Regions from separate parts of the Homo sapiens genome. Here region 1 is linked to region 2. Evidence: chromatin loops called from intact Hi-C (ENCODE). Cell type or tissue: PC-3. All regions are shown on one strand. Links, peaks and the distances in the headings refer to the core of each region. The heading gives the core; the rest is flanking DNA.

The links. Hi-C counts contacts between places; a loop is a spot of excess contacts. Peaks named below come from ENCODE experiments on the same cell type or tissue, not always from the same donor. Only the 100,000 strongest peaks of a DNase experiment are listed, where the experiment ranks them.
Region 1: a loop joins it to region 2, with 6 times the contacts of the local background. A loop is called at or near these places in 1 of 110 quality-filtered maps.

What each region holds. Positions count from the first base shown.
Region 1 is chr9:104,277,000-104,282,392 of GRCh38, reverse strand. It overlaps LOC105376194 (a long non-coding RNA gene), which reads right to left. Exons shown (of 4, transcript NR_135141.1): 2 at 1,127-1,220. Among named protein-coding and RNA genes, the nearest start is that of SMC2, 190 kb to the right of the region's middle. In PC-3, for the core only: no CTCF peak of the experiment used is centred there; DNase peaks (open chromatin) are centred at 2,032 and 2,322; H3K27ac peaks cover 1,567 bases.
Region 2 is chr9:104,383,790-104,389,182 of GRCh38, reverse strand. No RefSeq gene overlaps it. Among named protein-coding and RNA genes, the nearest start is that of OR13F1, 120 kb to the left of the region's middle. In PC-3, for the core only: a CTCF peak has its summit at 2,521 (motif pointing right); no DNase peak of the experiment used is centred there.

The DNA of each region.
Region 1 (5,393 bases), core at 79-5,078, 110 kb after region 2:
CGTGACAGCATTTCTATATAACGTTCTAAAATTTTACATTGGAGCACTTAATAATGTGACAAAATTTCTTATCAGTCCTTAGTTGTAAAATACTTCCAGTAGCTCAATAGTCACTTTGATGTGACTAACAATTAAATCAAAAATCGAACATTTATAGCATATTGAAAATGGAAAGAAATCTAGAGATCCTCTAGCAGAGTGTTTCTAAGTCCAAATTGTATTACAGGCCAGTAAATCACTTAAAATCCACTATAGACCTCAATAATGTGACAAAAAAGTCCAGATGAGTATGAAAGATGAGCCCAGTGAAAGCCACTGGCATGGAGAATGGTGAGGAAGGCTCAGATGCAAGGCAGTAGCATTGTTTTACAGAACATCAGATCAGTGGTTCAAAAAGGGACTGAACAAATTACATTTAACTGAGGTGAGAACTGAATTGCAGAGAAGTTAGCTTATCCAATATCATACAGTTCAACAATACCAAACCAATTAGAGAAAATTTGTTTATTGAACAACAACATGGAGGACACTGGAGTAAGTGTTGTGATGGAGATGCATTTTGTCTAAGACAAGGAAGTTATAATCTATTTTATTGATAAGAGATGATGTGTGCAGATAATGGTGTGTTCCTGTGCATGAAATATATGTATGTATGTCTGTGTTTGTGTGTTTGTCTACCAGGACAAATGGATGGAGGAATGGATTGAAGCTAAAGGATTCTCTGTGCAACAGGGAACCAATGAAGAATTTTAGGCAGGCAAATTACATAAATAAATGTGTAATACTACAATGACAGAACCGGGCGTGGTGGCTCACACCTGTAATCCCAGCACTTTGGGAGGCCGAGGCGGGTGGATCACAAGGTCAGGAGATCGAGACCATCCTGGCTAACACAGTGAAACCTCGTCTCTACTAAACATGCAAAAATTAGCCAGGCGTGGTGGCGGGCGCCTGTAGTCCCAGCTACTCAGGAGGCTGAGGCAGGAGAATGGCGTGAACCCGGGAGGCGGAGCTTGCAGTGAGCCGGGATTGCGCCACTGCATTCCAGCCTGGGTGACAGAGCGAGAATCCATCTCAAAAAAAAAAAAAAAAAAATTAGAATGACAGTAGCAGTGTGGATTATTACCTGGAGAAAGAGAGCCCAGAGTCAGGAAAAGAAGTTAGGAGGATACTGTAAGTGTTCCACTGTGCACAGGTGGAAAGCCTTCTCTAAGATGTATCTGTGGGGATTGATAAATTCTCATTAGTTAAAAGATGCAAAATGGAAAGCTATAAGTATTAATAATTCATTCATTTTTATATTAACTCCTGACAATGACTTTAAAGTATCTTCAGACATCTCATTTCTCTTTACCTGCTTTTTATTAGACAGATAAAATATACCTCAAGGAGTATCACTCCAAAGAGCACTAGGGAGTCAAGGACAGAGATAAAAACTGGCCCTGGACCTCCAAGGTTTCAGCTGACTCACATGCCATAGAAGATATTGTGTGAACTGAGCCATGTGTATTGAAAATCAGTCACCTGCCTACTCCCAGCTGGCTGAGATGAACCCATTGGCATCAAAAGGACAATTCAGGGTGAACTTGGGAAAGAGGAATTGGTTTTTATTGTTATAAATTAATAGAAGTGACCCTTTGGCACCTCATCCTGTACGATTATGTTAGTATTCTGGATTTTGAATGAAAAAGTGCTCTCAGTAGCAGAGAGGACTAGGTGTTTAAAGGTTGTAAGTATTTCTGAGTTAGATTTGAAAAACTCGGTCAACCAGAATAAGCTATAAAAACGCAAAGCATGGGCAGTTAGAACTACAGTTTTACTCTCAGCTCTGTTGCTTGTTATGATATAATCTCTTTGAAACGCATTTTCCTTGTTGAAAAGATAAGCGTAATTGAACCAACCTTACTCACTTTTTGTAATAGTAAAATGACATAGTGTTTGTGAATGTGTTCACCAGAGGATGTGAAAGATAGATAAATACAAATGGCAACAACAGCTAAAAAGTAGGTAGTACCAGGTTGTGGTTTAAGATCATTTACTCAAGTTGGGGCCATGTAGGTTTGAGTTCAAACCACAACATTTACTAGCTTTCCTCACTGATAAAATGTGGATTAAAGTACTGCCTCATAGAATTTATGTGTGTGTGTATATCACGAATAGTAAACTTTCAATATTTGTTATTGTTACTGTGTTATCATTAAATATAAATTCCCATCCATGAAATGCTGTTTCCATATTTAAGGTTATGACATTTTTGATTCATTAGAAAATTTATTTGACTCTTTAATGAGTCTTGACATCTTTGAGATAGACTGGAATTTAGAAAATATCCAGTCAAATTTTTCACATTTTTGGAATCCAGCCAAGTATGAACACTTCTAGGGATGAGAATTCCTTTTCTCTATTGGCCTCTTTCCCACTCTTAAAGGAATCATATGACTAGTCTAATAGGAAAGGCTTTCTTTGATTAAGCAGAATCACCTTCCTGAAACTTTACCCTTAAAAGAAGCCAGATTTGCTCTCCAAATTATTTAGAAATATACACTTTCCTAGAGAACAATCATTTGTGTATTTGAAGACTTTGATATGTCTACTTTGCTTTTCTCTGCCAAGGGAAATTCTCTACGTCTTTGAATGCAGCCTAGCATTATTGGCTCATAAGTATACTTTTGACTACAATAACAGTTTTACTTTCTTTTTTATAAACTGCTGCTAAATTGTGGTGTTCTGAACTACTATAATTGATTTCCTGTTTTTTCTAATTTCAGGGCTTTGCATATATTTCCATGAATTTCTACCGTGAAGGGTTTAGCTAATGGTTGATAGTAGAAAACTCACCTAATTTGATAAGAGGTTACATACCAAAAAAAGGAAATATGGCAATGTTTACAACTAAGTTTACTGGAACACATATATTTCTGTTACATGGGTTGTCTAAGATTTCTTTAGAAAACATGTCTTTATTCTTTTCCAAAAGTTAAGAAAGTAAATAAAATACTGTTTAAATATAAAAAATTTGAATTTTGAGTCCTGTGCTAACTTTAGGTGCTTTGTGACTGCTGTAGACTCAGCTGGTTTTATGCCTGTTTAAAACTTGGCATCAACTTCCCTTCTCAGCGTATCTCTCAGCATTTTCCAGCTACACTAGAAGTGCAGTTCTAGAAAATTTCATTTTTCTTCCTTTTCTTCAAGTCTCTCCTTTTTCTTGATAGCCCTTGCCACTAAATTCATCTGGTAAACTCCTACTCACCCTTTAGGACCATACCCATATATGACTTCCGAAAAGTCTTCAGAAACTTCCCCAAGACAATTATTACTCCCTCTTCATTCTCTAACAGACTTCCATTGTGCCAATTCCCAGTGCCTTGCTTGATTGAAAGTGAATAAAATCCTGATTTAATAAAGGAGGCATACAGGAAATGTACTGACACAATACTTAAGGAGGTTTAAAATAATACAACCACATAAAAGATAGAATGACAGCTCGGGTTCTAGAAGATCCACGTCCTACTTCCAAGACTCTCTTTACCTGACTTGTCTCACTTTACTCTGTTAGCTTTCTCCTGTCTTACCTCAAACTGACTTTCTCATATTGAGAAATACAGCTCTTGATAGTACTAGGTTGATGCAAAAGTAATTTTTGTTGTTACTTTTAATGGCAAAAACTGCAGTTACTTTTGCACCAACTTAATATCTAAACTTTAAATTTCTCACCATGTGCTAACAGGGAAAAAGAATGACCCTTTTGCTCAGGACCAGTTTGAGAAATACCAGGGAAATACTATATTGTGTGGCCAGAGGGGCAAAATACTGATTAGTTTGGCTTAAGTAGCCACCATCATTGAGCCATGGTACTATAGATGGAGAATCAGAGTTATCTAAAAGAAAAAAAAATGGCATCTAATAAAGGCATCTGGATGTCAGGGCATGTGGAGGTGTAGTTTTTAAGAGAGGGTGATCGTAAAAGGTGTGCCAAAAATTCCATAAATGCTCATTTTTACCATTTATTTACATCTGCTTTGCTAACTAGGCTGTGAAATACTTTAAGGCAATGCCTATACCTTAAGACAGTGACCCTGCCTTTATTTTCTAGGGACTAAAAATGCATTAGGTCTAAAACTTAATAGACCTCAGTAGATATTAATATTTTTTAAATAACTGATATGGTCTGGCTCTGTGTCCCCATCCAAATTTTATCTTGAATTGTAATCCAAATTGTAGTTCCCACATGTTGGGGGAGGGACCTTGTGGGAGGTGAATAGATCATGGGGGCAGTGCCCCCATGCTGTTCTCATGATAGTGAGTGAATTCTCATGAGATCTGGTGGTTTTATAAGGGGCATTCCCCACCTTTGCTCTGCACTTTTCTCTCCTGCTGCCATGTGAAGAAGGATGTGTTTGCTTCCCCTTCCACCATGATTGTAATCTTCCTGAGGCCTCCTCAGGCATGCTGAATTGTGAGTCAATTAAACCTCTTTCCTTGATAAATTATCCAGTCTCAGGCAGTTCTTTATAGCAGTGTGAGAACAAACTAATACAATAAGACATGTGTTTAGTAACATATGAATAACTTGTGTTAGGAAACTTATGCTTTTATTGTTAGTATAATCTTCAGGGTGTTTGGAACTTTGAGCAGTCGATCTTTACAGTTAAATCTAGGAACAGAAAATAAGTCAAATATTTTAATAATTGATTTCATAAGAAAAAAAGTAGGGAGAAATATTTACATATATGACCAATATAATGATTTGCATTTGTCTCCAAAGTCAACTTTGAATTTAATAACCAGGCTTTTACTTTCAGTTATAAAGCGATGTGATAAATCTTTTCAGTAATGTTTTTAGATTATATTCATACTCTTTGAATGTATGAATAACTAGCTTGGTGGTTAGTTTAGTAGACTGATTTGACTTTTAAAACAATTTGCACCAATGTTTCTGATAGTATGTCTCTTTTGTATTCTTTCTTGACCCAGTAAATATTCTGAAGATTCCAATGCTGTTTTTCGTGGATTTGCCTCCTGCAGGAGGGTGCACACTCAGACCACTCATTTGTCTTATATCATCCAGATTGCCCAATTCATCACTGACATCCTCTGTGGTGTGTATATCTGAATAATGGCATTTGGTTTTTCTGTGCCTAACTGCTCTGGTTCTTCTAGCTCTAGGAAATGTAGTTTCTTGCTTTATCTCCTGTTTACTTGGGGATCTGTGTTTCTGGAGCTGTAGGCATGTGGGACTGTTACAGCGTCTTCCTGCTTGGGAAGTACCTTCACTTTTAGAAGCACACTTGGGTCTCTTCCCAGCAGTTGAAGAAAGCTTCACGTATTGGACTGTGGTTGAAGATGGCCTCCCACAGTCTGATTCATTGCCATGGGCATGCTTGTCTTTTGAG
Region 2 (5,393 bases), core at 311-5,310:
AACACTAAGATACCCTGAATGAAGGAAAGTCTGGCTGAGGGAATCTAAAACAGCACCCCAGAGAGGCCTGGAGCAGCCTCAGAGGACGCCTGCTCTCTAAGTGGAGGCTGCTTCCCAGAGGAGGCTGTGCTCCCTTGAGCCAGTCTCTGTGAGCTCCCAATGGAAGGTATAGAAGCTACTGGGAGCTAACGGAGATTTAAAATTAGCTTCTGTGGCGCACAAACTACCAGCCAACTATCCGCAGACACATCTAGGTCTTTGGGGGTACCCAACTATACTTACACAGAACTGGCCCCATAACCAACAGTTTCTACTTTGGAACTACCACCAATATGAAGGCTCCTGAGAGTTCTTGCTTTTCAGGGCAGAGGACAGAACATTAAAACCTGAAATGACACAAAGGCCTCCCAAAGATCTCCAAAGTGATGAAGGGAAGGAAATGTTAAAACTGCTATTTATGGCCGGGCGCAGTGGCTCATGCCAATCCCAGCACTTTGGGAGGCTGAGGCAGGTGGATTGCGAGGTCAGGAATTCAAGACTAGCCTGGCCAACATGGTGAAACCTCATCTCTATAAAAATACAAAAATTAGCCAGGTGCGGTGGCGGGTGCCTGTAATCCCAGTTACTTGGGAGGCTGAGGCGGGAGAATCGTTTGAACCTGGGAGGTGGAGGTTGCAGTGAGCTGAGATCAGGCCACTGCACTCTAGCCTGGGCGACAGAGCAAGACTCCGTCTCAAAAACAAAAACAAAAACAAAAAACCAGCTATTTATACTCACTTTTATAGAATAGCCTAAAAATTATGCTTTAGTAATATATATGATTGGCAGTGGCTTCCTCACTTGGGCCATGTGTCACTTAAGGTATAAGTTGTATCCTGAGGGAAGAATATAAATTCCACAACTCAAAGGGGTTGACAGCTGCACACTCACATGTCCGTTCATGCTCAGTGCATCATAGAGCAGTTCTCACAGGATTTATGAATTTTGTATCATAAAGAGTAAAATATTTATAATACTGGAATGTTATAATACTGACACAAGATGGCATCATATAAATCTATTTTATGTGTTGTTTTTATTTTTGTTTTGTTCAGCACAGATCTCCTGTTATCTTTTGGCAAAGAAATAAAAGAATAACATTTTTCTTACACTAAATGACAAGAGTTCCAAATTTCCTGACCTTTTCTGTAATGACAAGTAGCTGTCAATACACTACTGTCTAACAGAGATCTTCAGAAAAGATAAAGACACTTATTGTCTCCTTTCAAGGTAAAGGTGACATTCTGACAATGAGTGAGAAAGTAACTATTTGCTTTGGTTTTAATCCTGCAATGGGGAAAGAATGTTCAAAATGGATATTCGGAAACGTTTGCATCGTCGTTGTCGAAGATGATATGTCTCATTTCTTATAAACTTCTCATATCTTAGATTAAAATAAAATTGAGATAGAATTCTCTAACCTGTCTTAAGATCCTCTAAATAAAGAATTTCAGCAGATTTTAAGGCCATTCAGTGAAAATATTAAAATGAAATCCCTTCTGATTCATTCACCAGAAGTCTGATTCCGCAAGGTATACATATAACAAAACATCACATTGTATCCCCAATACATATATAGTTCTCATTTGTCAATCAAAAAGCAAGTAAAACTTCAATAAATATTTTTAAATTCTGATTTCGACATTAGGGAGGAGGGAATTTGTTAAATTTTAACAAGTGAACAAGAAATGTTGTCAGTGGGATTAAGAAATTAATATCATGATTCAGAAAGTGTAGATAGTGGTGTATCTCTTGGATCCATAGATCTCTTGAGAAGTATTTTGTAGCTATCACTGTCATCAAAGCCAAATATCAAAACACAATGAAGAGAATCAGACCTTCAATTCTGCATCATAAAGCATTAAACCAAGATTTCATTTAAATGATGGAACATAGTCCATCACATTACAATGTTAAAAATATTTATAATAAACTTAGTAAGATTTTGAATACGGATTTTTTACTTGATTAAAAATATAATTGAAGTGCTTCAATAATCTTAATTCATGTTTCTTATATTCTTTGTAGAAAGGTGTATTTTGGTAAATGATTTGTACTGTGCATAATACGTAGTGCTGTATTAACTTATGTATGTTTGTGTTTATATGTGTATCCATCTGTCTATTTAGAATTTTTTAAATATGCAGGGGTGCACTTGGATCACACATGAATTCCAGAACAACTGGGCATAGCTTTTGAACTGCAACTTGAAACAGGAGCTCTGAGAATGGCTCATTTCTGTGTCCCTAGTGTTAAGCACAAGGCCTGGCTAGGCTCAATAAATGTTTGATAAATGAATGAAAATTTCAACATGGCTAGAGGTTGGAATTGTTCTCATATAAAAATAAGCATCCATGAATTCTTTAAATGAGTTTTAATCCATATATACATGCAAAGAGCAGTGAAATAAAATCACAAAATATTTATGCCTTTGAAAAAAATTCTGTTCATGTGAAAAGGCACCTGATGTCTCTGTTATGAGCCACTAGATGGCAATAGCTCTACATTACTCTCCATTTCTCTCTTCCTAGGGATCCTTCTCTGTTGGTCTTGAAGGTGCCACCTGGAATGATTATCTCTGCAGATACTTGCCAAAAACAAGGCATATCTGCTTTAGGAACTCTGAGATTGATATTACTAACGAAAATGCATTTCTGTGCTTGTTTCTTGTTGCATAAGTCTAAGACTATTCCAAGTTATCCACCAATTTGATTACCTTGGAGCTGTAAATTACTACAGTGAAATCAATAAAGAATTTATTTTCAACCATAGAAGTCCATAAAGGTCTGCATATGGAAAGTTCAAGATAATTGCAGTGTTTTTATGGAGATTCCAATTTCTCTTCTCTTTCCTCCTTCTCCCTAACCTCGTAGCTTTGGAACATGAGCACAGCTACAAATACCAAGATGACAGAAGTGAGAGTTCTGCTCCTGCCTCTCTCTCTGGCTGTTTCTGTGTATTCACAAATAAACCACCAGACTGTGACTGAGAACTGTCCAGTTGCTCATTCATGGAACAGATCTACTAAGAGAACCTGCAAAATGCGTGAGATTTTTGGAAAGAAAATGACAGAATTAGAAATAGGGTAATGACAAGACAGCAGGGCAATTTTAGCTCCATTCTCTTTAGCTCAATACCTGGAGAAATGGTACTGTATAATTTAATTCAATGCTTTCCTGGGCTGTTTTGTTTGAACTTATTTATTAGCCATACCAGGGTAGTAGAAAGAAACTATGCAAAATCCCGGGGTTGCTGTGATTACAATCTAGTTGGGTCTAAAGCTCTCACAGATAAGACCTAGATTTCTTTGTTCTGTAGATGACTCAAACATTGAGGAAAGCAAGAGGTTACATTGAATTCTTAAAAAAAAATCTCTTCACATGATTTTTATCTTTCTGTTTCTCAAGTACTTTTGGCAAATATAGCTCCGATGGGTTCAGAAGTTTAATTTTACTTCAGCATCTTTATGCCATGACAACTGCCTCCTGTCCCCCTCCTCCAATTTTAAGATAATTCTAAGGGCAATATTGAGGGAGGAGGTGGGAGAGAGGGAGAGAGAGTGCATGAGTGCACACTAGAATGCAGATACCCTGAGTATTTCTTTTTTAAATTAAACAAATATTACAGATGGAGAAACAAAATGCCACATTTGTTTAAGGCTACATTTGGCTCTCTTATGATGGAAAATAGCCCAAGTGACTAATCTCCCTCATGTTTCCTGCATTTATTTAACTTAAATTCCATCTCAATCTTGTTCTAATTGATTTCTTCCAAAGAGAACTCTAAAGGATTATTTTGGGATTGAATCTTCTCTTGACTACCTACAACCAATTGTTGTTTCAAATTATTTTAAAAACTGGCCAAATCAATGTGATATCTCCAGAAAGGCATTTATTAATTCCAGAGGCTCATATAGACTGCCCAGCTATTGGGACTCACAGAACAGTATCCAGAGCTGGAGGGTAAAAATGTGGTAAGGGGTATTCTAGTATATCTCATTTCTTTTCTTTTCTTTTTTGTTTTTCTTTTTCAGGGAGAATAATCTTTTCAGGTACCTCCTAGCTTATTTTTCTCGCATCTTTTTGGCCACAACTAGGCTTTACACCTCCTCTGGACCAACCAGTGGGAAAAGTATATGGGGTTTCCTTACTCTCTTAGCCCAATCATGAGCCATTCTCCAGATCTGGGTATAATGTCACCTAAACACACCTGGAGATCTGTTGGCCAGGAAGAAACAGAAGGGTAATGAAAAAAGAGAATACAAGTTGAGCAGTCAAGGAACTCTGTCAGCTACAGTTAGCTTTGTATGTGTTTTGGAGTACACTTTAATACGGCCACATAGAATTCCATGGGAAAAGTAAAAGATAAGGTTGACAGTAAGCAGAATCTGGATTGAGGGCATCCTTGAATTAGTATGTTCTTAATAGGCAATGAAGATTTTGCAAATGGCTTTTATGTAATTAGTCTGGTGATCTTTCCTAAGTCTCACATCTACAACTTGAAAAGAAAAAACCAATGTGTGTCTCAATGTGCCCTGAGAAAACCAGGGTGTTTCCTATACCGTATGCTCAGAAGATACTGTTTAGAGCAATGAATGGGGGATGGCAAGAAGAGAGTAGCTCCTATTTAATGGATGAATGGATGGGGGAGGCTGAGTCTATTTGACACATTGGTTGGAGAGGGGAGGTGTCTGTAGCACTGTAATGGCAGTGATAGGTTCCTCTGTAGTTCTTGGCAATGCAGTACTTTGAAGTTCTGTTTAATTTCTGCCTAGTTGGGGAAGGAGGGAGATCATCAGGGGATGGACAAGGGTAAGAGAGCCTGCAGGTGTGGTTGGAGGGAGGCAGGCTTGTCTGCAGCCTAGAATATGAGAAGAGCCAGGTTTCTGCAGCTGGGGGAATGGCTGATAAATGGTTGTGGTGGGACACAACCTGTGGACAGTACAGAATAAAACTCTTTAGGAGAGAGGCCGGTGAATTTAGAGAACTAGCCAGCCAGGGGTGAGGGTTTTTGTAGCCCTAATGAAGGCAGAACTGGAATGGAAAGGTTCAAATGTATTAGAAATGGGGGAGGGTAGAGAGGGTCTCAAAAAGTAGATTGAGGAGGAGACAACATTTGCAGCATGGGATGGCCAAGGCCACAGCGTATTCAGCATCATGGAAGGGGCGTCTGTCTCTCTGCATCATTGTTAGGGATGAGATTGGTGCCTCCTCGGCACTGGATAGAAGAGAAATTCCTCTCTGAAGCATTGATTGGAGAGGTAGTCTGTCTCAGGCACTGGATAGGAGTTTGATATGTGTAGCCTTTTTTTTTGGAATTGTTCAGGCTGTTCAGCACATGTTGGGCTTGTTTGT